Linked DNA regions of Homo sapiens: region 2 is linked to region 1. A link is an interaction called in ENCODE POLR2A ChIA-PET data of the cell type or tissue named here. Cell type or tissue: CD4-positive, alpha-beta T cell. All regions are shown on one strand.

Region 1 (2,500 bases):
CTGCAGCCAGCCCTGTGGGGTGGCCGCGAGCCACTGCACTACCTGCTCCCCATACAGCTCCCCCTTTTACATACGGACGGCTGACATGGTGCCCAATGGGGGTGGAGGCGAGAGGCTCTCCTTTGCTCCCACATACTACAAAGAGGGGGGACCCCCATCCCTCAAATTGGCAGCACCCCAGAGTTACCCGGTGACCTGGCCAGGCTCTGGGCGTGAGGCCTTCACCAATCCAAGGGCTATTAGTACAGACGTGTAAATCCTTCCACCCCGACCCGCACACACACCCACACTGCTGCCCTGGCGGGGGCCATGGGGGTGATGAATGACCCTCCAACAGCCCCACATGGGTTGTTTCTGTTTCTTTGGCTTTTCTCGCTCCGCAGTGGAGGGTTTACTAGGATTTAAGCTTTTGAGTGCATTGAGAACCAAGACAGGGCCTGGCTCCAACTCTGTGGGCCAGAGGTGGGGGACTGCTAGGTCGAGTCTGCAGCTTCGCCAGTTTCTTGGTTGGGACACTCCTCTGGCAGCCCCAGCACCACCACAACCCCTTGCAGTGTGCCCCAGTCCCCTGGATTCGCTGGACTGCAAAAAGGAGCACCAGGGAAAGCTCAGCAAAGGCTCAGGAGGCCTCCCGGGTCCTCGGGAGATGAAGCATCCGTGCCTAGGAAAAGGGGACAGAGGGCAAGGAGAGAAGTGAGAGCTACAATTCCAGCATTGGAGAAGCGAGGGGCGGGGCGTCAACGGCACTGCTTCAGGACGCGCTTGCTGAAACGACTCCAACAGCTAGTTCACAGCCCAGCTTTGTACGTTGGTTACCATAGCTACTGCTGTCACTGTAGCTGCTCCCGTAGGGTCGTTGATTCCTGAACGTATCACATCTCACCTGCCCCCTTCCTCGTGGGACGTGTCAAGTTGACTTTAAAGCCTAAGGTGGCTTGTGGGGACTGCACCAGAAAGTGTCTAACCTTGTGTTCCCCGAAATCCTTTCTCTGACTTAGGAACCAGCGCCCCCTGCTGGAGAAGTTTTTTCATTTTGTTAGCCGACTTCTGGTAGCTTAGCAAAGAGACCAGCTGACTGTCTCTCGGCCCAGCCCACCACGCCGAGTAGCTTGTGTGGATGCAGTCCTGTGAGGGTGTGCATAACCGTTCCCAGGTGTACGCACGCGCGCGCGCGCGCACAGACACACACACACACACACACACACACACACACACACAGTAACCACGGGTAGGCACCAGGGGCTTTGTACATTCAGGAGCTGCAGAGAGGAAAGGTCTCCCATGTACCAGAGAAGGAAAAGTCTGATCCCGAAACAGCTTGAACGAAAGGTGGTTAACACGTGACCAATCCCCATGGCAGACAGCGGGCTGGTGAACAGGAAGAGCACAGAATCTCTGTGGGGCGATGCTGCAGCGGCTGAAACCACGTCAAGTCCCCCAGAGCCCGGCATTCTATGTAAGCATCCACCTGTGACGCCGTGGAGCAGGATCTTCATTCATCTCACCAGAGCAACAGCCCAGTCCTGAGGATGGGAGGGACGTGACTTAGCCTTGGGATTCCACGCTCGCCGCCCTCCCTTGGCCGCCCTACTCCCCAGTTTCCTGGCGATGAGCCATTTATTGTGTCTCACACCAGCCTCATTTCCAACTCCGACTTCCTACTTAGAATGTGGCAGTGGCTTTGTGAGTGAGAATCCTGATGAGTTTTCCAGTGGCCTCTGCAGAAGCTGGCCCCCTTCTAAGGGCATAGCTAACCCCCTTCCCACTCCTGAGTCACTGAATTCGAGGAGGGTGGGGCAGGGAAAGGGCTGGCCCCCCTGCTGAAATCTTGATTCTGCATTTGAGGAAGGTCAGGGTGCCGCTGGGGGAGCAGGGAGCGGGGAGGGAGGAAGAGGGGAATGCACATCTTTTGCGCCACTATTAAGGCACCTGTCACCTTACATCTCAATCTGGAATCAAAGTGCCCTGGGTTGAGAAGCAGACCTGGGCTCTGGTCACACTTTGGTCACTCATTAGCTCTAGGACCAGTCACTAATCTCTGAGACTCCATTTTCTCCAGGGAAACGAGGCTTGCCCAGATAGACTAACAACCCTTTAGTGCTCCAAGAAGTGAGAATTTCCGAAAAAGATCTGCCGGCCCAGAGCACTCCCTCTTGCCCTAATCCTGGCAGGGTCTGGATGTATTTACCCAACTCTGATCTTGCGTGCAGGGATGCTTGCTGATGGATGAAAGACCACAATAAAACAAGATTAGCAGCAAAACAATTTTAATTGTCAGTGAAAAGCAAACATGTTTGTCAGACTCTCCTGTGGAGTCATTTCAAATGGTAACTCTTCTCTTGTACCAGGAAGCAGCTGTAGGTGGGGTAATGGGATCTGTCTCCTGGTGCAGAGGGGCAGCTTATGGCGGCAGCAGCTTCAACAAGCCCGTCCCACGGCCAGCCCTAACTGGGCCAAGTGCAAGCTCCTGATGAGCTGCTGGGCCTGGCAGCGTTCCCCA
Region 2 (2,500 bases), 110 kb before region 1:
CTCCCAAAGTGCTGGGATTACAGGCGTGAGCCACTGCACCTGGCCACATTTCTCTTTTTTATAAAACCCCCAACCTTCTCTTTGTTCTTCAGACATACCAAAGACCGCCCTGTATGCCATGAATTGCAATTCTTTCTTCCCAAATGAAAGTGACAGCCACTGTGACATATCCAAGGGTTTTATCCCTCAGACATGCGAGCATGGGCATAAGAAGCTGAGAACTCCTATGTTAGAAAGTAATTTTATTTTTAATAAGTGAAATAGAGTAGCAATAGGTTACTGTAACTCATCTGAATTTGATTATCCACTATGTAAGTTCTATATTCTTTTATCTCCCATAGTGGTATTTTCCTACCAAATATTGTAAAAAATGTAATGTGGGCCATATCATGAACAATACTTGAATTGTGATGGCTTTTTTCCCCTCTCACAATACTGGCCAAACGGATGGCAACGTGGGGAGAGTCGAAACAACCTTCCCAACAGTGAAGCCGGTGGCAACTCTTCTTTTGTTTGTTCATGCCATGACATTGATTGGGCAAGATAAACTGATATCATTGGAACCTTTGTGAAATCTTAACAAAACTGAATTTGCTGTTGTCTTTGAAATGAGTCTTTAGGAGTGTCAGGGTGTCATAAGGAGTGTTTGGTGTCATAAGGGCATTGGCCGAGGGTTAGTTGGTAATACTGCCCGGATAGCTGAGCTTTCAGCAGCAGCTGCTAAAACGGAGAGCCAGGGCAAAGTAGTGTGTGAAAACCTCATTCGAGTTTTCAACTTGGAGATGATAAGCCCAGGATTTCTCTACCTGAATTACTCCTCAGAGTAGACTTGGTGAGGGGACTACTTCACCAAAGCTGGATTTTTAAAAAATTGTTTTGTTCTAAAGTCAAATTAATTATTCTTTAGAGGGTTTTGCTTTTTCCTTGCTGCTAGGTGGCGCTCTAGGACAGGAGTTCTGTTGCCAGGCCAGCTGCTAAAAATCCTTCCCTTGTGTGTTTCATCGCAGGTTTTAGAGTTAAAAATGGAGCTAAGAGCTAACTTCATCCAACCCCTCTTTTTACTTGGAAGAAAAAAAAAAACAAGTTAAGTGACCTAGAACATGAATTCATTGGAAATAGGTTCTTAATGTGTGATCTTCCCACAGATTAAAATTTCCCTTTCTAATTTTACCCTCCAGGAAATGGCCACAGAGCACTCCCTTTTTACAGAACTTAAACTTTAATACTGTATAGTTATCTATTCTTTGAAGGTGGTGGGGAAACACCAACAACCCCTAATCTCTTTCAGAAGCTACAAGTACTGATTCTATCTTGCTGCATTGAAAAAGTTTTAAGAAAAAAAAATCACTTTGCCATCTTTATTTTGGCCTTTCCATGCAGATGTGTTTTCACCTCCTTTATAAATTACTGCTATAGGAAAAAATAGAAAATTTTTACAATTTTGGCACATTTTTTAGTCTTTAAAATGATTTTTTTAATTCCAGGGCATTAAGTTTTGTGTTTGTCTGCCTTTCTGGGGGAAGGTTCTTGGCTTGCTCAGATTCTCAAAAATGATTAAGAATGCCTGCAGGAGGCCGGGCGCAGTGGCTCATGCCTGTAATCCCAGCATTTTGGGAGGCCGAGGTGGGCAGATCACCTGAGGTTGGGAGTTCAAGACCAGCCTGACCAACCTGGAGAAACCCCATCTCTACTAAAAATACAAAATTAGCCAGGTGTGGAGGTGCATGCCTGTAATCCCAGGTACTCGGGAGGCTGAGGCAGGAGAACCACTTCAACCTGGGAGGCAGAGGTTGTGGTGAGCCGAGATCGCGCCATTGCACTCCAGCATGGGCAACAAGAGTGAAACTCCATCTCAAAAAACAAAAACAAGAATGCCTGTAGGAATTCTGCATCCTGTAATATGACTATTTGCTCACCAGATTCTCGGTGAGATGGAAAACTGATTAACCCTTGTGACTTCACTCTCAAATGAAGACAAGCAAATTCTGTGGTCAGAGCCTGGTTTTAACTCACATCAGGAGTCAGCTCTAATAACCATCACTTACAGAGGACTTTACAAATTGCAAAACAGCAGAGGCTGCTGCCAACTAAAGTTTAAATCACATTAACACAAGGATAGTATATAAGACAAGGGAGTAGTTTGATAAGTTCTACACCTCTGTTGGCTTCTAGGAAGCAAAACGTTTACAAAGAAGATAGACCAGCATTCACAAGAGAACTGATCGGATAATAAGAGTTTTATGGAGTTCATATGTGCCACAAGCTGTTTATTCTGTGTGCTTTTATATAGATTACATCATGTAATCCTTGCAACAGCACCATGGGGTAGGTGGTGTTATTACTCCCATTTTACAGATAAGGAAATCAAGGCACAGAAATGCATTTTGCCAACATCATGTCAGAAATTAATATTGTATTACAATAATCTTAATATCCAATTACTAAATGCTCATTATATGCCAAAACTTTTACATATTTAATATTTACAGCATCCTTGTTA

What was found. Peaks named below come from ENCODE experiments on the same cell type or tissue, not always from the same donor. Only the 100,000 strongest peaks of a DNase experiment are listed, where the experiment ranks them.
Region 2: POLR2A ChIA-PET joins it to region 1 with 18 read pairs; 26 of 35 experiments call an interaction of 5 or more read pairs at or near these places.

Annotation. Positions count from the first base shown.
Region 1 is chr1:179,813,934-179,816,433 of GRCh38, forward strand. FAM163A (family with sequence similarity 163 member A) reads left to right here. Exons shown (of 5, transcript NM_173509.3): 5 at 1-2,265. The coding sequence ends at 256. LOC105371634 (a long non-coding RNA gene) reads right to left here. Exons shown (of 5, transcript XR_007066756.1): 4 at 966-2,500; 5 at 362-661. Among named protein-coding and RNA genes, the nearest start is that of MIR12116, 11 kb to the left of the region's middle. In CD4-positive, alpha-beta T cell, CTCF peaks have their summits at 996 (motif pointing left) and 1,196; a DNase peak (open chromatin) is centred at 1,058; H3K4me3 peaks cover 1,501 bases; H3K27ac peaks cover 253 bases.
Region 2 is chr1:179,705,593-179,708,092 of GRCh38, forward strand. The region is part of intron 2 of LOC105371635 (a long non-coding RNA gene); the gene reads right to left. Among named protein-coding and RNA genes, the nearest start is that of FAM163A, 36 kb to the right of the region's middle. In CD4-positive, alpha-beta T cell, a CTCF peak has its summit at 942; a DNase peak (open chromatin) is centred at 949.